Linked DNA regions of Mus musculus: all the other regions are linked to region 3. Evidence: chromatin loops called from intact Hi-C (ENCODE). Cell type or tissue: gastrocnemius. All regions are shown on one strand. Each heading gives the region's core, and the rest is flanking DNA. Links, peaks and the distances in the headings are about the cores only.

Region 1 (7,901 bases), core at 1,282-6,281, 110 kb after region 3:
GCTCCTGACTGCTGAGATTAAAAATGTATACCACTATGGCCCAGCAGGAACAGATTTTTTTTAAAAAAGATGAATTAAGTTTTGATACAGTCTCGCTCTATAGCCCAGGCTTTAAGTGTTACAGCTCTAAGGGGAAGGCCTCCCCAGTGGCAGTACTACAGTTCTGAGGGAAGTTTTCCCTCACAGAGGTGTTGCAGTTCTGAGAGGGAGCGTTTCCCCAATGGAAGTGTTACAGTTCTGCTCTGAGGGGAAAGGTTTCCCCAATACAAGTGTTACAGTCTGAAGGAAAGGTATTCTGGCAGCAGGGAACCAAAGAATACCACACAGTCACACCATACAACAAACCTCACACAAGAGATTTCTTGGGGAAAAAGGCATGTGGGTGGCTGACGCGGCTCTGGCAAGAGGCAGCTGGTAACTGAGCAGGAGACGGGCTTTCTATAGGGGATAGGCTTTCCAGGGATTTCCAGACTGGTGATTGGTGAGATTTCAAGGAGAGCCCAGGGATTGGTGGGATTTTGTGCTTAGGAACTGGTGGAATTTGATAGGTTTTTAAAAGTGGGCTAGGACCTTTCACCCTACGTAGGTGGACTTGAAATTTTAGTCATCTTGCCTCAGCTTCCAAAGTACTGGGACCAAAGACCTATGCCAACATACCTAGCTGTCTTCATCAATACACTTTTTAAATTTAATTTTAAAAGTTTTGATTGACTGACTGATTTGATCCATTCATTTATGAGTCAAGGTCTCACTGGGTAGCCTTGGCTGGCCTGGAGTTCACTAATAGACCAAGATGGCTAACTCACAGAGATACCCTTGCCTCTGCCTCTTGAGTGCTGGACTGACGGTGTGCACCGCCATGGGGTGCTTTAATCTCCAAAGTTTTGAAATTTAAATTATATGCCCATATAAACCCAGCATACCATCTAATTTAATTTTCTAATTCTTAATGTGAAGACCCTAGTAATGTTAAAACTTAGAAAAATTAGGGGGAGAGAGATTGATTTACTAACTAAAATTTACAAAGAGTTATTAATTTCGGGATAAAATTCACACGAAATTCTTTCCCCTTGATAGATTACCACATCTCTTTTAAATAGACTTGGTCTCGGGGGACATATTGTCTTCTGTATCTCACATCTAGTCTAATTGCAGAATTCAAAACCTAAATGACTCCTCCCAGGTTCATTTCATTAGAAACACTTGTTTCTACAGAGCTGTTCTTCCTTTTCCAACAAGTATTTGCTCAGTTATGTAGTTCAAATAAACTTGGAGGAACCTCTGTATTTAGCTTATTGTTAGTTGGAATAGCTAGCAGAGGTATAGCACTATTCCTATTTTAAGGAACTCTCATTAGGTTGTTTGTAATGGAAGCCGGGCTACTTCCTTTCACCTAAACAGAGAGGTTGGCATGTGTGCCTAGCAACAGCAGCTAAAACTTTGTTGTGGAAGGTTCCCTAGGAGTGAGGCGGGAGGAATGGCAGGAGGAACAGACTATCTGTTTGTCCTAGTAGGGGACTGACCCCTGGTTGTTTGAGGAGGGAAAGGCTTTCCAAGAGATAACGTTTAGATTAGTAACACGCTGGCCTAAACTTTAGGGCTGCTGGAAATCAGGTCCTGGCTTACTGCAAGAACCAGGCTCTTATCTGACTAGGGTATGTTCCCAACTGTTCAGCAGATGACTAAACTGAAGGAGAATAGTACAGAACCTTCTATGTGTTTACTTTTACATAAGAATAATTAGGTTTTATTTAACAAATTAGGCATAGTTAACAACTAGTGATAAATAGAACAATTATAACAACATATTATAAAAATTCATTGAAAACTCATGAATTATTTCTGGAATTTTTCACTGAATATTTTTGGTTTACAGTTGTCCAGAGCTAACTCAAATCATAGAAATTTCAGATAAGTGGGGACAGCTGTATTTAGTAGTTTAAGAGATTACAGATTTAGCTCACTCCAAAGCAGCAAACACAATCAATAAAGGCATGAATAAGTCTAAAAATAAGCTGAAATCTCACCACCATGAAGTTATAATCACTACAAAAAAACCTCTTCCAAGTTCAGGAAAATGTGTGATATTTCAGCTGTGTGAGCTGGATATGCTGTCTTACACCTATAAGCCTAAAGTTAAGAGGCAGAAGGATTTGCAGGGCAGGCAGTGGTGACACAGGCCTTTAATCCCAGCACTTGGAAGGCTGAGGCAGGCAGATAAATCTGAGTTCAAGACCAGCCTGGCCTACAGAGTGAATTCCAGGACAGCCAGAGCTACACAGAGAAACCAAGAAAATAAAAAAATTAAAAATGAGGTGAGAGACGAGCCCGTGAACGTGCTCCAGGCCACCCTGGTCTCAAAGCAAGAGCCTGTCTCAAGAACCAAAGCCTGGCCAGGTATGGCTAGGTGGCCATACCTATAATCTGAGCTCTCAGGGAGCAGAGGTTCAGAACTTCCAGGTCAGTCCAGGCTCCAGGATTTTCTGTTCCGGGAATAAAACAAACCCAGCCAAACCAAAACAACAACAAACAAACAATCAAACACCCACGGGGAAAAAAAAGAAACCAAAACAAAGCCCAAACAAGCCCAACAGCCACCCAGTAATTGTTTCTTGTGAGATGTGGAAGTAATTTGTTTGTTTGTTTTAAATCGATGTTGGTGAGTTTACAGTGAAGAAAGGACAGTCTGGGCATGGGGCCCATGCCTTTAATTCCTTCACTTGGAAGACAGAGACAGATGGAACTCTTGTGAGTTCAAAGCCAGCCTGGTCTACAGAAGAATTTCTAGGATAGCCAAGGGTATATAATAGAGAGACCCTGTCTCAAAAACAGAACAAAAAAAAAAAAAAAAAAAAAAAAAGAAAGGACAGAACAACAAATTCTCTGCTTTCACAGACAAAGCAGGAAGCAGAAGGAGAGCGGGGAGCATTTTATGGTGTTGACTTGAGGACAGTTTTAATGTGAAAATTAGAATATAAATTTAATACTATATAGTATTAGAATTCCGTTTCTTTCGGTTCTCCAGAATTTGGCTAAACCGAATTATGTCGAAGATGTGTGCACACACACCCCACAACACAGGGTACTGGAAAGGGGTGGGATGCAAAACAGATACAAGAGGAAGAGTCCAGAGCTTAAGAGAAACGCCATCATACACACACACACAGACACAGACACACACACACAGACACACACACAGACACACACACACAGACACACACACACACACACACACACACACACACACACACACACACACACACACAAGCGCGAGTGAGGCTGGGGAGAGGTAGCATATAAGAAAAAAGATGCTAGAGTCGAGGAAGAGTCCAGACCTCAGAAAGTGACAAGCTCAGAGGCAGCGCGAGACTCCATAGGAGTGAGCTTACGGGAACCGCCTGGCCTCTTGCCTGCCAGCACCAAAGGCACTGTGGCCACAGGCCAGGCGGGTGGCCCGGGAGGAGGTGGGACAAGTTTCTCCACTCGGGGCGCGACAGCGCTCGAGACACGGGCGGGGCGCGTCGCCCGCTCCCGACAGGGCGTTGGGGCCGGTGACTCAGAGCTTTCCTCCCGGCCCCGCCCTCAGACGACCACGCCCCACCTCGTTAGCCACGCCCCGCCCCGTTGGCCACGCCCCATGAGGAGGAGCCTCGCCTTCATCTCCGCCCCAGTCTCGGGGCGGGCCGGAGTCTGAGGAAGAGGAAGGGGACGAGGACAACGAGCGACGGGCGGCGGAGGACGCGGAGGAGGAAGGGGAGGCCGACCAACAAGATGGCCCCTGCTGCAGGAGCAGCCTCAGCAGCAGCAGGTGGGGGGCTGGAGGCGGCGCTGGCGGTGGCGGCTACGGCCGTGGTCCGGCGGCCTGGGACAGAGTCAGAGTCGATGGTGGCAGCGGCGGCGGCGGCGGCTGCCGCGACGGTGGCGACGGCCGCAGGGACTCGGAGCTGAGAGGAGCTGCTGCTCGGACCAGAGCGGTGAGCAAGTGGCGGTCGGCAGTGTGGGGAGCGGGGCGGCCGCGGCCGAGAACAATAGGCAGCGACTGCGGGGATGGGGCTGTCCTCACCCGCCCTGCGCTCGGGACCGGCCCCAGGGCTTGTCAGTGGCCGGCGTCCTTTAGGCCTCAGGCCTCCGCGTGCCTCCCGGAGGGCCTGCCGGGGTAGGTAGGCCGAGGGGCGGTGCGGACGCCGCCCTGGACGCCGGGAAGGCTGGGGAGGCTGGGGCGGGAGCGGGGGGTTGGGGGGGTCCGAGGCTGACTGGTTCCGAGGTCCCTCGGAGGACAGCGGGCGGGCGGTGAGTTTGCTCGCAGGAAATGTTGTTTGGACCCCTGTCTGTGCGGTGGGGGAGGGAGTAGGCGCCTGTAAACAGCCGCCGCTCCTGCCTAGCTGCCAGGCGTGGCTGCTCCCTCCCCAGCCCCCTTCCTCCCTTGGCCAAGTGGGTTTTAGGGTGTCGGTTTCCCAGGAGTTCCTGGAGATAAACCCTATTGGCCAAGACGAAACCATGTGCAGGTGCCTTTTTCAAAAAGACTATAAGTGTACAACAACAAAAACACACAAAATGTGGTTGTTGGTAAAGGATGGAGTAGTAAGGGGTGGACCTTTCCTAACAAGGTTCTAAACATCAGGTCTCTGTAAACACCACGGTACTCACATCCCAGGTCCGAGGGAGCTAGCCGAAACAAGGGCTCTTTTTGAAGCAGCAATAATGTAACTCTTGACATCCCAGAATAGTCCGTGAAACTGGAAACAAAGCCACTTATTGGCAGCACGGAGACAGATTGTTAAGGTTTGAGCGGAACTTTTCTAACTAGCCATTTTGAATTGTGTACAGCAGAGGCGATATCATTAACCTCTTTGGTATCTGCTGGAAGCACTTAGGACAGAGAAGTGGTTCATCTGTCTCCCTTAGGAGTTCATGTGTCTGTCTCATATTCTAATCATTTTTTTTCCAGTTTGTCCCAAAATTTGGAGAAGATTCTTTTTTCTCTGTTTGAAATTTCATATTTAAAGCCTACTTTCTAAGATTTCCAATACTTTTAGCCTGCCGTTATGCTTGCCTGTGAATCCTAGCACTCAGGAGGCTGAGGCAGAGTATCCTGATTTGACAAGACTTGTATCAAAAAACTAATTCAGCCAACAAAATGCCAGACAATAGAAACTTTTACTGATAGTTTTCAAAAAACAAAAACCAGTTGTGGTTCTGTTTTAAGTGGCTAGGCTTAGGATGAGACACCTCATTTTATGTTAGTATGCTATACTGCAATAATATCTTTATACTTAAAAGTTAGCTATTTCTCCTAAATGTAATTTTTCTAGGCATTTACCACATACATTTTCAAATGGAGGGGGAAGAGGTAAATTTTATTCCATTTTCTACGTGGGTATGCAGAAAAATTATTAAAAAGCTTGAAAGCATTCAAGAAGACTGCTTAATATTCACTTTCAGGATCTATCTAGGGGTCTTTGTGTTTCTTCCTTTCCTTTTATTGTTTTGGAGACGTGGTCTTGATGTAGCCCAGGTTGGGCAGGAATTAACAGTCTTCCTGTCTTAGCATCCTGAATGTTGGGCTGAGTTAATATTAAAAGGAAGGTTGACTTGTACAAAGAAGATATTGCTTGATAGCTTTTGCCAATTTCTAGGGTAATTTCCTAATGAAAATCTATCTCTGACTGTTAAAAGTATTGTTCAGTAATATGAAATTTAATTAGCAGTACTAGTTTCTAATTCTATTGAGGAGTTGATAGTGAATAATTATATAAAACATAAAGTGAGTATAGTAGTATCATAGATTAATATCTGCAAACTTATTTTATGCCTAGTATAATATTGTATCCCTAGTATAATATTGTCATGGATGCTTTGATCTTTTGAATCATGGAGAGACAATTTTTATATTATATATCTCCTGCTAATTTGACTTTGGGGAGGGGAGATGGCCAAGAATTTCAGAACACTTTGTTTTTTGTTTTTGAAGAACTCAGATTGGTAAGTTTTCTTTTCCTAGTGAATTTTATTAGATACAAAGAATCATGTGTATTGTAATGATACTGAAATTCATTGTGTGGCCTAAACATATTAGAAAAAGTACAAACTAATTTATGAGTTTGTAAATTTTAAGTTATAAAAAAAACCTTCATTACTTCATCAATGACTTGTTAATCTAATTTTTCAAAAAACAAAAGCCTTCAACTAAGAAACGAGGGAGAAATGGCTCATGTCAGTGGGTAAGAGTGCTTGCTAAGTAGATATAAAGACTTAAGCTCGAATTCCCAGCACTCCTGTAAAAAAAAAAAAAAAAGGCAAAACAAAACAGGGGGTGTGTCTGTGCCAGGGCTACATAGAGAAACCCTGTCTCGAAAAACCAAAAAAAATAAAGTAAAAATTACAGGGTTAAGGAGTATATATATGGCTATGGTAAAGTGCTTGCCTAGCATTCGTGAGGGCCTGGGTTCTATCCCTAGCACATAAACCATTATCATCATCAACAAAAAAACCAAAGCTGTGGCTAGTGACTCTTAGTACTGTAGAAGTAAAAGCAGGAGGATCACTGCAAGTTTGATGCTAATTTGGGATACAGAGTAAATTCCAGATGAGTCTAGACTAGAATGAGGCCCTGCCTCAAGGAAACAAACAAACAAAATATGTATGTATGCATGTGTGTCTGTGTATAGTGTCTGAGAGCATATTCTTAAAACTGTTTATCTACTCCTTCTCCTCCTGTTGCATTAGTGGTTGCATTGTTATCCTTACTTCACATATACAGAATATAGAGTTAGAAACAGCTAAGTCAATAGCAAAAAGATCACATACTTAGTAGATAAGAGTGTACTCATACCTACATCTTCTGATACAAAGTAGCTGCTTTACAGCTACTACGTGTATCATTATTAAACCTAGAAGCATCATTCTGTATTGACAGTTTTCTTTTCCTGCTGTGAATGTTTTATAGCATTGTACTTGACCCCTATTTCTGTTACTTGTACAATGCCAAATACTTATATGGTCAAGAAGGTATAAATCTGAATCCTTAAAAAAATGCTTTTTTTGTTTGTTTGCTTTTTAAAGCAGGTTCAAATGCAATGACATATGAACATTCATACTTTTTATCTTCAGTTTTTTATTTTATGTATATGAGTTTATGTGTGTACACCATTCTGATCCTGCAGAAGTCAGAAAAGTCTGTCAGATCCTCCAGATGGTTGTGAGCCACCATAAGGGTCCTGGGAACCAGACTTAGGTTCTCTGCAAGAGCAACAGGTGCTTCAACCCCTAGAAATTGATACTTTTAGCAAGACAGATTTTTGGCATTGCTACAGTTTGCTATCTAATTACTAAATTGTACCTTTGAATTACTTCATGAAAAATTAAAACTAACTTTTTAATAATATTTAATGTTGTTAAAGCTAGGTCATATGATACTTGAGCTTCTTCATGATAAGTCTCCCCACCCCCCTTTATGCTATAGATAATTTAGAACTCTGCCATGTCTTCAAGAACTTAGGGGCTTAATATGGAATTTGATGGGATCTAATTAGTCTATTTTTCATATATCTTTAAAGGGGTCAGTCTCTCACAAAGTGAAGAATAAACTGTTAAGTGATCCCTGTCTGGTGTCTGTCTCAGGTCAGGATGTTCCTTGGCAGGGTTTTCTGACCTGGTTTAGCTTTGGCTCTGGCTATATTTATGCTCAGGGGTTAGATATTCTTCAGGATTGAGTTCAGAAAGACTTCTCAGATTGGCCTAAGCCAGAAGATTCGGATTTTAAAATCAGTATGCTTCCTAGGATGTGGTTTAATACCTCCTGGTGAAGGCTGGAATCTCTTATTCTGTTTGGAGGTTAGAGTATAAGAATAGCGCTACCTGTCTCGTGTCACCAGCACGTGTATGTACCACATGCCACTGTG
Region 2 (7,901 bases), core at 1,282-6,281, 140 kb after region 3:
AGAGCTCCCGGTGGCCAGAGCTAGAAGGGTTTGAGCAAAATAAATGGGTATGTTACTGAATTATAACAGTAGGAAAAGAAGTCAAAGACTTTATGTAGATAAAATGGAAATGGAAAACACAAAGATACAGCTATAGTTTTTAAGTTTTCATAGTTCTATTTTATTTCTTGCGCCTCTGATTTTATTTTATTTAGGAAATTTAAAGTCATTGTCCTAGAGCCCATTATGTTTATGCCAGTCTTTGAACCCAGGTTTCTTCTAAGTTTGAGTCAGTTTGCATAGTCTATAGAGAAAGAAAGGCAAAGAGCACTGTTTTACCTGAGGGGAGTCATTACTTACTGATTTTTTTCCTTTCTTAGCTTTTAAAAGGTTTTATTTTTACTGGATATTGTGGTATGTGCCTTTATTAACAGCACTGGGTAGAAGACAGGCAGACATTTCTTGAATTCAGGCCAGCAGTGTTACAATAGTGAGATCTTGTCTCCAAAAGAAAGAAGAAAAAAAAGGGCATTTTTTTTAAATGTAACTGTGTACCCCATGTGTCCAGGTACCCTTGGAAGCCAGAAGAGGGTATTGGATCCCCTGAAATCACAGTTAAAGGCAGTTGTGAGCTACCTGATATGGGTGCAGGGGAATTGAGCTTGTGTCTTCCAGAAGAGCAGCAAGTGCTCTTAACTGCTGAGCTGTCTCCCTAACCCTTAAGAAGTTATTAAATACATCTTAATGTATTTGGGAAGTGGATGCCCATGTAACCACCATTTTGATATAACTACAACTGTTATCTAAAGCAGAGATAAGGACTGCATAGCATGTTCACAAGTACAGTGGTGTTTGAAAAAAAAAGGGGAGGAAGCAGGAAATAAAACATGGTAAGAGATGATAAAGAAGAAGGATGAAGAAGAGGAGGAAGAAGAAAAGAAGGAGGAGAAGGAAGAAGAGGAGGAAGAGGAGGAGGAAGAAGAAGAAGAACAACAACAACAGTTTTTTCCCAACTGCATGTGCACAATTCAGGCATGATAAAGACTTAAGGAACAGCCATAACCAATAGAATTCTGAAATTAAATTTTAAATCATGTATTTTAAATTTAAAAAGGAAAGAAAACTAATCATACAAGAAGGAAGAATAAATTAGAGACTCTTCAGGTTTTCTGTAAGTGTAAAATTACACCCCCCACGACCACCACCACTACCACCAGTGTGATTTTTCAATTAACTACTGCTGTGTTAAATTCTGGAGTTGTGGTTTTTACCTGTGTGATAATGTGGTGAATAATTCTTGTGGGTTTTTTGTTTTGTTTTGAGTGTGTTTTCTTTTTGATTACACCTCTCTTCTTACTATTATATTTTTGTTTGTTTATTGAATGATTGTTGGGGAGGGGAGCACATAGAGGACAGAGACAAAGAATCACTTTCTCTTTCCACCATGTGGGTCCTGGAAATTGTGCTCAGGTCAGACTTGGTGGGTGGCAAGCACTTTCACCCTTTGGCCCGTCTCGATGGCCGTCTCAGATTATATCTCTTAACTTTATCACTGAAAGTGATATCATCTGAAAAATATTTAATCTCTGGCTTCACCACCTGCTCATTTAAGTACCACGTGTGCTCATTTCTATGACTGAAGAGCAGTTTTGATGGATAACCTACACCAAATACACATATTTATGTTAGAGAAATCCAGCAAATGCTTTCGCAGTCAGGTGAACTGGATCAATGTGACCAGAAGTAAGTCATATTGATAGGGAATCTTTAGCATGCTACGATGAAAAGGGTATTTTTTCTCTCTCTGGACTTACTGCCAAACATATCTAACTCCAGTCTCCTTGTGAGAAAAATGAGATCCCATCAAAAGTCAGTATACAACACGTATCCCCAGTAGTCTTTAAAACCTCCAATCATCAAAACCCAAAAGGAACCTTATAAAGAGTGACACACAATCAAGTATTCTGGATGAGCTGCTGGAACACGGGAAGGCTGTTAGGCAAAAGTAAGGCATTCTGAGTAAAATCAGAGTTTTTAACTATAATGCGCTAAATTACTATAGCCAGATTGGCATATTAATATCAAAGAGAACGTTATAATGAGAATGAGGTGTGGGATAGTAGGAGTTCTCTGAACTGTCTTTGTCATTTTCTGTAAATTTAAAATGCTTCTGTGAAACTGCTTTTGTTTTGTTTGTTTGTTTGGTTGGTTTGGTTTGTTTTTAACCAGGAAAAAAATGATTAATCCTACCGCTAATCAGGAAAATAGAGATTTAGATAACAGCAGGGTTTGTTTTTGTTTCTGTTTCTGTTTTTTTTGTTTTGTTTTGGTTTTGTTTGTTTGTTTTTGATCTTCCCACAAACCAGTGTCTGAATGGTGGTCCCATGTGGTCATGCAGGGCTCTTGCATGTGCTAGGGAGGGTGCAATCTGTCAGGCTCTGGAAAATGCGTACAACCCTGTAGCTATAGTGGCTGCACTTACAGGTTATCAAACCAGATAGTTTTAACACATACATACAGGGGGCACCTGCAGAGGAATATCACTACAGTCTCTAAAAGCAACAAGTTAAAAATAGCCTAAACATCAGAACTGATTCACTGTGTTGTCTATACCAGAGAGTTATTAGACATTTACAGATATCACCACAAATCTATTGCAAAAACAAAGTTTTTTTTTTTTTTTTTTTTTTTTGGTTTTTCGAGACAGGACTTTTCTGTGTAGCCTTGGCTGTCCTGGAACTCACTCTGTAGACCAGGTTGGCCTCGAACTCAGAAATCCGCCTGCCTCTGCCTCCCAAGTGCTGGGATTAAAGGCGTGCGCCACCACCACCCGGCAAAGATTTTTTTTCTTAAAACAGGATCTTATGTATCCTAAGCCGGTCTCAAACTCACTGTGTAACTGGCCTTGAACTCCTGATCCTCTTGGTTATGGGTTTGTGCCACCATGCCTGGCTTATGTGGTGCTAAGGATTAAATCTGTGTCTTTGTGCATATGAAGAAAATACTCTTATCAATTGAGCCATCCCAGCCCTCAGATCAGTTTTAATAGCCAATGACAGTTTGGGAGGCAGAGTCTGTATGTTTGAGGTCAGCGTGGTCTACATAGTTCCAGAACAACCAGAATTACATAGTGAAACTTGTCTCAAAAACAAAACAAACAACTAAAAATTCCAGTAACAAAGTCTAGCATCCCAGTAATTTCTGTAAATTAGCACACACGATTGGATATTCAAGGATATGTTACTATGTGTACAGAAAATAGGAAGAATCCAGGGGAACTCACAATATCACCTCCAGAAGGCACTTAGCAAGAAACACAGACAAATGACATCCTTTCTTCCAAACTGTCTTAAGTTCATACTGATAGTGTTTTCATTAGCGCCTCCCACAGGGCATTGTGGTTGAGAACATTTCTTAGGCTTCAACCTTTTATAAAAATATCTTCCCAGGTGTAAATGTTGTAACTCAAACTACTCAATCTTGAGTTTACCTTTATATTTGAATAATACATTTGGCTCTGAAAACACAGGTTTTCCTTAGAAAATACTGATTTGGATGACAATTTGAGGGTCTATTGGCTGTTCTATTTCTATGTTCAAGCTCCCTCTAGTGGCCCAAAGTAACCCCTACCCCTTAAATTATTAAATTCCTTTCTCCTACTTGGTACCGCACACAACACGCACACACAAGCTTCTTGAAAAGCAAAGGCTTGCAAGCAGTCCATTAAGTTTTACAGATTAGGACTGGAGAGTTCTTGCTGCTGAACTGATTTCCCAGCTCCCACACCAGGCAGCTCTTTTTCACAGTCACCAGTAATTCCAGCTACAAAGGGCCCAGTGCCCTCATCTGGCATGCATACTCACATGCAGTCACATACACGAAAGGAAAAACAAAATTTAAGTCTTTAAAAAAATTAACTTATTCATTTCAGTGTGTAATGCTTGTTTGTTCTTTAGCTTTAAATGTTTAAATTACATACAGTTTAATCCAAGATACTTAGCTTTGGTATTGTGTACAATATCAAGTGTTTTTAGCTTTGCTTTTGCCAATTGCATGCCTCAGTTTGAGTAGTCTGCATTCTATTTCATCGGTGATTCTAACCTATTCATCCTGTATGCCATCTCTGAGATTGGGTTGGGTTGTCAAAGGATTAAGTGCATCTACCCCTAGCCTATCTTAAAACATTTCTCTTTTCCTTTTTTGGGGAATGGGGTAGGGTATTGTTTTGAGACAGGGTTTCTCTGCATAGTCTTGGCTGTCCTGGAACTCACTCTGTAGATCAGGCTGGCCTTAAACTCAGAGATTCTACTGCCTTTGCCTCCCAGCTGCTGGGTTAAAGTTGTGTGGTACCACTCCCCAGTTCAAACATTTCTTATATACATACACACTTTTATTATTAGTTAAACAGGGCTGGAGAGATGGCTTGGTGGCTAAGAGAACTTGCTACTTCTGCAGAGGACCCAGAGTTCTGAGTGCTCATATAAGTCACTTAAAACCTTCTACAGCCGGGCCGTGGTGGAGCACGCCTTTAATCCCAGCATTTGGGAGGCAGAGACAGGCAGATTTCTGAGTTCGAGGCCTGCCTGGTCTACAGAGTGAGTTCCAGGACAGCCGGGGCTATACAGAGAAACCCTGTCTCAAAAAACAAAACAAACAAAAAACAAAAACAAAACAAAACAAAAAAAACTCTTCTACAACTGTATTTCCTAGAGATCCAACACCAGCGTCTTGCTTCCTTGGACACTAGGCATGCTAATAGTGCACTTTCTATGCATGGAGGCAAAACACTCATACAGATAAAATAAATCAGTGTTGGAGAGATGGCTCTTTAAATTTTTAAGCATATATGTAAGTGCCTCCAAATTCTAGAAGAGGGTGTGCAGTAACGTGCCCCCCACCCCCCCGTGCGCGCACTAGCCTCCTGCACACAGTTTACATGCTTAGTATTAGCTGTTAATTTTTTTAAACATGTATTTTATTTATATGAGTACACTGTAGCTGTCTTCAGATACACCAGAAGATGGCATCAGATCCCATCTGATGGGATGGTTGTGAGCCACCATGTGGTTGCTGGGAATTCAGGACCTCTCTCTGGAAGAGTAGTCAGTGCTCTTAACTACTAAGCCATCGCTTCAGCCCCCAGCTGTTAAATTTTTATTCGTTAACAGTCTTTCAGAAGATGGGGTTGGGGTGGGGGTGTATATTGAGTGGATGAGAACAGAATAAGTTCTTTGCATTGACTCTGAACCAGATAGGAAGTAGCAAATTAAATGTACAAGATATTGACAATATTACTATTAATAACACAAAATGTAAAAGTTCTGGACTAGATAATCACAAGTCTAATGGGGAACTGTTTAAGAACTAGAAAATATTTTTTTGTGACATAAAGTTGAAAATGCTGAGCCTTTGGTTCTTTAGAATCATAGTTGAGTGAGCGGCAGGTATGACAAATGTGTGGCTCCTACCTTCAACTAGACTTGTCCTGTGACCTAAACAGGAAAGCCCAGAAATAGTGCAGGGAGCCTTGGCCACCAAGGGCAGAAGCACATCAAACTCCCACAGATAGAACAGAGAAAGCCTTTCCATGAAACATGACTCTTTTCTAACTCCACTCGTGACTAGCCTAAAATTTGGTTTCTTGTTTATATACCTCTGGCTGTTGCCACAATTCCATAACAACTTTTTTCTTAACTATTGTTTGCTCCTGCCAGCTTTGGTGGCACACATGCCTTTAGTCCTAGCACTATGTGAATTTATGACAGAACAACCTTAGTCTTCTAGGAAGTTGAAATATAAACCAGAGTGAGGTGGCAGGAGGGAGCAAATGGCAGAAAGAGGGATGTTGAGGGAAGGGAAAGCAGATTGTTTTGTGTATGTTTGAGATAGGGTCTATGTAGCCTTGGTTGCCCTGGAATTTACTATGTAGACTAGACTGGCCTTGAACTCAGATGTCTGCCTACTTCTGCCTCCTGAGTGTGCTGGGATTAAAGCTATATGCCACCACACTGACTGAGAGAGAATATAAGAGAAAATATTTTAAATATTTTCACCACAAAGTATCTGAAATGAAAATTTTCTTAATTAGCCTAGTTTAACTATTGCAAATTATAAGCTTATATCATCAGGGAGTCACATTGTACTTAATAAACATTTATGGCCAACACTCAAACATTTCAGTGTGCTCGCATCGGCAGCACATATACTAAAACATTTCATTAATTTTGAAAAATCTACATTGAGGCACTACTTTGTACCCAATGCCATGGTTCTATAAGAAAGGGAAAGCGGGGCATGGTGGCATACACCTGTAATCCAACCACGTGAAAGGCTGAGGCTCAAGGATCCTTGTGAGTTCCCAAGTTGTTTAGACCCTACCTCAAAATAAAAAAGTGGGTGATATGTGGTAAGTATATTAAATGGTATGTAAGCAGGTTACCTGTTGGAGCCCACATAAGTACCATGAGTTATATTCAAATAATGAAATCATAATTAGCAATTAAAATAAATGAAATATTGAGGACTAAGAAAGTAGCTCAGCTGGTCAAGCATTTTCCTTACATGCATGGAATCTTTAATCCCCAGAATCCAGATAGAAGTGGGTATGGAAGCTAGAGATATGACCCCATGATTAAAAGCACTAACTGATCTCCCTGAAAACCCAAGTTTGAGTCCCAGCACCCACATGGCAGCTCACAACCTTCTGTAACTTACATGTGTGGTACACAGACATGTGCAGGCAAAACACCAATTCATATCAAATAAATATTACAAAGAGATATGTGTTGGCACACTTACATTGTCAAGGCTGAGGATCCCTGGGATCTCCAAGATCCTAGGCTAGCCAGCCTAGCCTACTTGGCAAGTTCTAGGCCAGTGAAAACCCTTTCTCTAGGTATGTGAGAAACAACCACTGAAATTTTCCTCTAGTTTCTGTACATACTCACCAAAAAGAAAGTGGGTACATACCACACTTTTAATCCCTATACTTCAAATGGGTCTGGCATAAGTTCCAAGTCAGCCAGGGCTGCACAGTTGAGCGAGACCCTGTCTCGGGGTAATAAAGGGATAAGGTTCTTTTTGGGGGGAGGGGGCAGAGTGATGAAGAAAATTTTCAATTTAGTTGCTATAGTTATTCAACTGTAAATTTACTAATACTGTAGATCATTGAATTATATATGCAATCTAGTTAATTATATAGTATTTGAATTCTTTTAATAAGGCTTTTATGGAAATAATAATGGATAATATATGCAAGTAAAAGTTTGAAAACATTTAGCAAATTTAGTAGTTTTAATGTTGTAAGCACCTATACTATAAGTGGGTAAGTTGTACTCAGCAAAATGTTTAATATAAATAAGTGGAACATTCAAATATTTCTTTTGTTCTCCAGATCCCTGAGCAACAGCCCATTACTTTGTGTAGTGGGGTTGAAGATACAAAGCATTATGAGGAAGCCAAGAAATGTGTAGAAGAATTAGCATTGTACCTGAAGCCACTCAGCAGTGCGAGAGGTAAATGTAGTTATAAAACCCATGCTAAACAAGTAGCTGTTTGCTAATTTGTTTTTTGAGACAGGATTTCACTATGTAGCCCTGGTTGGCCCAGAACTCTATGTAGACCAGGCTGGCCTCATTCACAGAGATCTACCTGCCTCTACTTTCAAGTGCTAGAATTAAAGGTGTGCCCCATTCATACTTGGCTGAATACCTGTTATAGATACTTGTAGTACCAAAATAATTGAGCTACAAATGAATACAAATGTATGAAACCTTTTTCTCTGTCTCGTCCCTTTCTCTCTCTTCTCTTCCATTTCTACTTTTTCCCCTACTTAGTTTTCAGTGCTAGGCAAGTGTTCTACTACTATACAGTAGTAGATTTAGGATTTATATAGTACTACTATCTATGCAGCTTGTCCTAGT
Region 3 (7,901 bases), core at 1,403-6,402:
TGCAATTAAAAAAAGCAAATATCTTATTCCTAATTTCCCCAAAATTCTTAACACAAGCTTGCATCTTCCAATGGAACTTCTATTACTAAGAATTCTCCATTAGAATTAGTTTTGTTTTTAACTTAATTTGCTCTTAAAGACTTATAGTACTTGCTGCACTTAAAATAGGCAAGGGACAGCATAGTTCACAAACTACTGTTTAGACTTCATACTCTGAGAAAAACTGGTTTTGTTGAAATACTTTTCTGATGTTCTACTTAAGCATGCTAAACTGGATAAGGAGCAAAGAAGTTTCCTAAATGTATTTTTGGCTGTACTATGTCTATCACAACAACACTGCCTGTAGCTAGATTTTTCATGAGTATTTATAAAAGTGTGTTTTCTATTTTTACGACTATTTAGAAAATAAGAAGGCTCAAAATTTCAAGCACACTAATAATCTTATCCCAAATCTAACTCTAAATCAACTAAAACTATATCTACATGTTTCCTAGGAAAATTCCCAAAACCTATATATTTTTTTAAAAAGAAGAAGAAAATAACCCATAATGAATGAGCATAAGCATGAAATTTCTATATCTAAACAATTATGGCATCTTGTTGGCTGAATAAGCAATATAGAAAGTAATGAAATATAAAAATTAAAATGTCGAGATATAAGTCTGCTTAAATTCATTAATTCTTAGTAACTAATGTCCACATAGCATTAATGTCCACATACATATACCCAATTTAAATATTAACTATAAAGACAAAACTCCTGTCTACTCTTAAAAGACAGCAGTCAAGTCAAAAAATGAGTATATCAGGCTGGAGAGGTGGCTCGGGAGTTAAAAACAATTTATTTCCAGCACCCATGGCTTATAACCACCCATAATCCAATTCTAAGGAATCCAATACCCTCTTTTGAACTCCAAGGGTACCAGAAACACATGTGGTATACACAGACAGACATGTAAACACACACAAAATAAGCAAACTTTTTAAAGAAAAATTTAATTAAGTCTTTTTTAAAAAGAATTAATGAGTATGTCTTCGTTACTTGGGTTCAACTCTTTCTTTTCTGTTTCCATTTGTCATGACAAATAGCTTAAAACTAAAGAAATCCCTGGGTTGGCCAGGCATAGTGGTGAAATCCCAGCTATCAAGAAGCAAAGAGGATCACGAGTTCAGACTAAGTTCATACGCACTGGAGCCCAGGATAGGTTATACAGCAAGATCTTGTCTGAGAAAGACTAGGAAAAAAATTTAAAAGTCCTATGTTCAGTCTTTGTATCTCAAACTCTGGAACTAAATCATTTATATGAGACAAGAGTTATACTTTGGGTCTGGTTAATTTCAGTGTCTGATGTTTTTCTTGTTGTTTTGTTTTGTTTTGTTTTCTGGCAATACATTTTATAATAAATATCATTAAAATGTTTAAATGTTAAATTAAATGTTTAAAATAATGTTTAAAAGCTGTTATAAACATGCAAAAACTGATTGAAACCTATAAGACATAGGGGCAGGAGAAGAGCTCTGTGCTGGGACTCCCAAAGGCTACCCTATTGTTTGACTTCAATCTCCTGAAGCCCTCATCTCCATACAACTTAAAGAATGGTGGCTGGGGGCTGGAGAGTTCGCTCAACAGTTAAGAGCACATGTTGCTCTTACAAAGGTCCAGGCACCCACATGGCAGTTCACAACCATCTTTAACTCCAGATACAGAGGATGTGATGCCGTCTTCTGACCTCCAGGGGCACCAAGAACACACACATGGTACACATGCATGCAGGCAAGGCACATAAACAATAAATAAATAATAATAAATTATCAAGAATTTTTAAAAAGAAAATGGTAGGCTGAAACAGACTCCCAGTTCTATACCGCCAGTGCAAGAACTTTATACACCTAACTGTTCCTTCCTTCAGAGTCAGTATGCAAATCTGTTAATCTCTCCCATATAATATTTGTACTTGGAACTACAGAATTTCCACTTTTCACTACTCCCCCAGACCTAAGACTTTCAGCCTCACTGCAGTATCTGAGAGTTCAAATAAATATACAGCAATTAAACCATGTCAAGTTTCAGGCAAAGCAAAGTTTTTCAAAAGTCACAAATTCAGAACTAATGAGCTGACAGAAATGAAAACTCTTGTTTCACTTGCTTAATAATACTTTGTAAGTCAATGACAAATATAGTTGGGCTTGGTTCATGTCCATAATCCTAATATGTATTTAGAAGGCTGAGGCAGAAGGCCTGCTATAAGTTTAAGGTCAGTGTGGGCTATATAGTAAGTTCAGGTCAGTCAGAGCTACCATATAAGACTCTGTCTCAAAAAATAAGTAAATAAGGCAAAGACAGCTCAGTGGTTTAAGAGCACTAGATGTTCCTTCAGAGGACCTGGTTTTAATTCTAGGACATACATGGCTGCTAACAACTGTCTGTAACTCCAGTTCCAGGGTATCTGATGCCCTCTTCTGGTCTCCTCTGGCACCAGGCACAGAGGGGGTGCACAGACTTGTGTGGAGATAAAACACATAAAATCAAATAAATCTTTAAAAAATAAATAAATACCCCAACAAAAATAATACAACTTTTCAAATATTTTTTAGAACACCCTAATGATATAAATCATGAGGGAATGATCAAACAAGCAAAAATTCTCAGAACAACACAAACATAATATACAGAACTTCCCATCCAATGTTTTAAAAAGAAGGAAAGAAAGAAAACTGCCATAGGTCTACAGCCATACCTTTTGCACTTGTTTGTATATTTGCTATTTTCCTCAATAATATTGGAGCTTCCTACCTTATTTGCAGCTTCCCAGAGCACAAATTAAGCTTTCCAACATGCTCACAGATAAGCCCTGAACAATCACATCTATTTCTCCCCAGGTGGTTTAGTATATTAAGAGTACATCTTGAACTAATTTAATATGGTCATCAATCTAACTCAAAGTCTTAGCTAGCTTCCCAAGAAGTACATTTTGTAGTAACATATACTATATTAAATTCATCTAGCCTTTCTCCTTTCAACCTCAGTGTCAGTTTCATATAGAGAACACAACTAAGACAATGAATCACAGGCCAATTTCCCTTTCCAGGCAGCTTGTAAACTAGTATTTTCCACGAATAGAATCCACTTCCAATTTGACTACAAACTTCATGTCTGTACCTCCTGATCACGATTACTGGACATTCTACAGAAGTGCAGCGGCTGCCAAATGTAAACACTACTACAAGAAAAGTCTTAAGGTTTTCAGGAAATTGTGTTCTCTGAATTGTGACAGTCAACTATCTACCTCTTCTCATACACAAGAAAATTTAGATGCATTAAAATCATCTAAACTGTCCATTGGAAAAAAAAATGCATGCTTTGACATCTGTTTCCAAACAGCACTAAGCAGGTCAAGCAAGCCCTTACCATTAAAGGTTAGCGGTTCATTTAATTTGCATACCATCGGTTCTGAAAAAACGATCGCCTAAATTCGAGTCTTTTTCTGATATAACCAACTCTGAGAAGTCCAAAAAGAATATATAAGCACCTGAACGAAACTGTCTTGAGACCACAAATGAACTTCTCAGTTCAGCCTTCCTTGCTCCTGGCCACCTCCCCAATGGCCAGTGGCCCCTTTCCACATGCTGACGCACTGCCCAGCCCTGCACCGTTGGCGATCCGAGCAAAGTACCAGCTCGGTCTCAGAAACTTTGACTCAGTTATCAGGACACGGAGGACAACATGCGCGTGGGTGTGGATGAGTGTCTGTCGGGGCCCACGCGGTCAACTTTGAAGCGGGGCATTCCTGGCAGGTAGAGATCTGCCCAAAAAACAGCCTATCCCAGACAGCAAAACCACAAGCATCGCCAGCAGGAACGGAGCAAAGTGCGCGGGGCGGAGGAAAGGGAAGAGCGAGGGAAGGACACGGGATCCAACCGACGCTTTCAAGTGGGTAAGAAAATAAACCTGTCCACACGCCCCCCCGGACTCGGGGTTGCTGGGACTGCGAGCCCAGCAGCAGCCACATCCCGGCCACCGCCGGCGGGGGCGGCGGCAATGTCAGGAGGGCACACTTGGAGGCGGCGGCCGCCCAAGCCACCACCCGGCCCCAGGTGAGGGGCGCCAACCCCGCCTCCCGCCCGGCCGCCCCACCGCGACGAGCCAGCCACACGGAGAACCCGGGTGTCCCGGAGGCGGCCGACGGTGCTGAGCCCGCCGGATGCCTTCCGCCCCGCTCCAGCATCCCGGTCCCGGGCCGGGCCTCGCACCCCGACCCTCTCTGAACCAGCCGGGTCCACCTCAAAACCCCCCGGAGCGCGGCTCCCAGCCGTCAGGCCGCCCTCGAGCCCCCCTCGAAGGCCGCTTTCACCTCACCTCACGTCTCCGCGGCCGTGCCGGAACAACAACTCTGTCAGACGCCCGAGTCCCACCCGCCGCCCAGAGCTCTGCGGCCGGGCCCGTCCCGTTCACTCCGCCGCGGCCGAAGCCCAGGGAGGGCGGAGGGAACGGGGCGGAGGGAGCGGGCTGGGGAGGGGAGAGGACCGCACGGCAGGAAGAGGCGAGGGAGGGGGCGGACTGAGGAGGAGGCGGTCGGCGGGAGCGCGCGCGCCCGGCCCCTCGGCGCGGCGTGCGCGCTCCCGAGGGCGGAGGTGCCTTCTCTGCCTAAGTCGGCGGCGCGCGCGCGCGTCCACAGGCTCGCTTGACTCGGCTTGGCCCCCCCAACCCTGAAAGCGCGGAGTACAAACCTGAGCAGAGGGCAGAGGGCGAGCTAGGAGAGCGGAGGCACGCGAGGACCTCCTCCAGCACGCGTGCTGGTGCCTGGCAATCATCCCCAGCACTGACTGAGTTCTAAGTCCCTTTTGGGGAGATTCTTTCTTAACAAACCTGTTTTACATATTTCCATTCCGTGAGGCCAGTAAGTCACCTCGGAGGACTAACTTTTCCACCGGGACTCTTTGTCCTTTGAAGGTGCTTGGAGGCATCCCCCTTCATTGATTCTTCCAGACTCAGACTACATAGGAAAGCGCTAACCCAACGGTAAAGGCATCCCGGGTCTCACCTTTTAGCCTTTCAGAGAGTAGATTTTGGAGGACAGATAAACTAAAGTATTTACTTTCTGCCACAAATATTGTACTAATTTTTGAACTGTGAATTTTTTCCTTTCTAGATCAAGCAGCCAGAAAAGACCTGTACATTCCTTGAATCTCATAAGAACTTTTTTTCTCAGGTTTATGGCACAAATATGTGTACCCTTAATCTGTGAAATATTTTAGAGATTCTAGAGGGACCTGTTCACCCATTTCTGTGCCTTTCATGATGAATCCTACCTGGCTTATAGAAAGTATCCGTTCAGTAAATATTACTGTTTGAATTGAATGTGTCCAGAGATTGGACCTCTAGAGTAGCTTCTTGAGTTGAAAGTTCTCTTTTCTTATAACACTTCAATTGGTCTGTCATTATTGTCCACCCAGATCCAAAAGCTACCCTGTAACATTTGTCAAAGGACCTTCAAACCCAAGTTTCTTTTCTCCTTTTTCTTAATGTTAATGCCTACAGATGCTGTGTCATAGCAAAAGTGTTCCAACTCATTCGGGTTTCCCCTCCGTGTTAGGTCCTTCCCAGAAGGTATTTTTGTTAAGCTCTGTACCCTGAGTAGACCTCCTAACCAGAACCTGACTCAATGCTTTAAGTTTGATACCTAATAAAGTTAGGATCTAATTAACACAAATCATCTGTTGACTTCCACGTTTGCAGAGTCTCATTGTAAATATACGAGAAGTAGATACTGAGCCAGGCTCTATGAGAAAATCAGCACACGAAAAGGCCATACATAGCATTTGCCTTCAGGTATCTTCTAAACAAAGCGAAGTTATTTGACAAAGGGGACAATGAAGGCTAGGACTTAGCTCACTTTCTCCTGTTTACCAGGAGGCCAGGCCTAAGAAGGGTGTGACTTCACGTGAAAGCCGGACTTCTCACTTCAGTTAACCTAATCTAGATCACCCCTCACAGGCACGCCTGGACGCTTGTCTCCCAGATAATCCTATATCCTGTCAAACTGACAATATTAAACACTGAACACAGCCAGGCACATCTTGTGTGTGGAGGAGAATGAAAAGGAGTTTTTCCTCACACTAGCTGCTGAGATGGGTGGGTTTAGTTAACGAAGCCACCACCTCTACAGTGAAGGAAGCTGACCCGAAGGCGAAGCTGACACATTATGAAAGAGTTCAAAATAAGCCAGAAGTCATCCTCTAGATTTAGTCATTTCCCTGAGTCAAGATGTTTTCTTAGTTACTTAGGATTTTTAAAATGAATTTAGATTTTTATTATTTGCAGTCAAGTCTGAATTTTTCAATACATATTATGGAAGGAAGAATCATATGACTCTCCCACAGATATTGTTTTAATGACATGAATAGATTCTGTACTTGATAAAATTTTAGAAGGTCCTCATAGGGATTTGTCTACTACCCAGAACCCTTCCCAGACTGGGTTATTTATGTAATGTCTGAGAACTCATCACTGCACTTAAAAAATTAGTTTAAATTCTGTGCTTTATTTAAATCAGCTTGCCCTAATAAAAGCACCTAATGACTCTAATGGGTAACCATGTTTATATGCATTTAACATGTGAGGGGTTTTTTATATTTTTGTTTTGTCTTTTGTGTGTGTGTGTGTGTGCGTGTGTGTGTGTGTGTGTGTGTGTGTGTGTTATACTTAAGTATACATTAACCAAACCAAAAGAGGATGCTGAGTATCTTCTGCCATTCTCTATGCTATTCTCTTAAGACAGAGTCTCTCACTGAACCACAGCTCACCGGTTTGGCTAGGCTGTCAGCCAGCAGGCTCTAGCAGACTTCCTGTGTCCATTTCTAACCAGCACTGGGGTTGTAGGCATGCATGGCCACACCTGGTTATTTTTACATGGGTGTTGGGGATCTGAACTTAGGTCTCCATGTTTGCATAGCAAATGTTCTTACCCACACAACCACTCCCTGGCCACTATTATATTGGTTCAGAGTTGTTTTGTTGTTGTTGTTGTTGTTTGTCTGACACTGGAAAGATTAGAAAAATAACCCTGGTAACCTAGGTTGTGGTGGTGCATACCTTTAAGCACTTGGAGGCAGTGGCAGGTGAATCTCTGAGTTCAAGGCCAGTCTGGTCTACTGAGTTCCGGGACAGCCAGGGATACAAGAGAAAGCACACACATACACACACACACACACACACACACACACACACACACACAAAGGGAGGGAGGAAGGAAGAAAGACAGACAGACAGAAGAAAAGAGAAAGAAAAATGGAACTGGCTCCCTAAAGAAAGGAGAAACGAGAGGTAGCAAAACATACAGTGTAGGCAGGAAGACTTTTCTCCTTCCTTCTTATTTAAAGCTGAAAAAATCATTCTAAGCCTATACTAAAGTCATCCTTTCAGACAGAATAAGAACACACTCAACCAGCCAGGTATGGTGGCAAGAAGATCACAAGTTCACGACTAGCCTGGAATACAAAGTGAGTTCCAGGACACCTTGGGCTACAATGTGAGAATCTGTCTCAAGAAAGGAAGGAAGGAAAGAAGGGAGGGAAGAAGGGAGGGAGGGAGGTAAGGAGGGAGGGAGAAAAAGAAGATGAGAAGGAAGACAATGACCACCACTATCAATAATGATAACCACAACACGGTCAACAAGCAATATGTTTATGGAAATCAGAACATGTTCTCAATCATGAGAGAGGCAGGCAGTGTTAACGTTTCTTGAAGACTGACTTATTATTTTTATTACCCAATAAGAAGAAAGATGATAGCTACCAATACCTGATAGAAATGTCTGAAATTTATCTCACTATCAGACTGCTTTTCTTTGTCTGTGACAATGACCCTCCTTAGTGAATAACAAAAACACCTGGGAGGAAGG

What was found. Hi-C counts contacts between places; a loop is a spot of excess contacts. Peaks named below come from ENCODE experiments on the same cell type or tissue, not always from the same donor. Only the 100,000 strongest peaks of a DNase experiment are listed, where the experiment ranks them.
Region 1: a loop joins it to region 3, with 3 times the contacts of the local background. A loop is called at or near these places in 11 of 42 quality-filtered maps.
Region 2: it touches region 3 in a loop (5-fold over the local background); 5 of 42 quality-filtered maps call a loop at or near these places.

What each region holds. Positions count from the first base shown.
Region 1 is chr1:160,902,726-160,910,626 of GRCm38, forward strand. Rc3h1 (RING CCCH (C3H) domains 1) reads left to right here and starts at 3,686. Exons shown (of 20, transcript NM_001024952.2): 1 at 3,686-3,974. In gastrocnemius, for the core only: a CTCF peak has its summit at 3,486; DNase peaks (open chromatin) are centred at 2,670, 3,605, 4,083 and 4,295; H3K4me3 peaks cover 3,338 bases; H3K27ac peaks cover 3,681 bases.
Region 2 is chr1:160,930,740-160,938,640 of GRCm38, forward strand. Rc3h1 (RING CCCH (C3H) domains 1) reads left to right here. Exons shown (of 20, transcript NM_001024952.2): 3 at 7,373-7,493. Among named protein-coding and RNA genes, the nearest start is that of Rc3h1, 28 kb to the left of the region's middle. In gastrocnemius, for the core only: CTCF peaks have their summits at 3,584 (motif pointing left) and 5,026 (motif pointing right); a DNase peak (open chromatin) is centred at 5,001; H3K27ac peaks cover 1,230 bases.
Region 3 is chr1:160,788,379-160,796,279 of GRCm38, forward strand. It overlaps Rabgap1l (RAB GTPase activating protein 1-like), which reads right to left and starts at 4,560. Exons shown (of 21, transcript NM_013862.5): 1 at 4,358-4,560. Gm37083 (a long non-coding RNA gene) reads left to right here and starts at 3,517. Exons shown (of 3, transcript XR_003948752.1): 1 at 3,517-3,935. In gastrocnemius, for the core only: no CTCF peak of the experiment used is centred there; DNase peaks (open chromatin) are centred at 3,677 and 4,587; H3K4me3 peaks cover 2,020 bases; H3K27ac peaks cover 2,124 bases.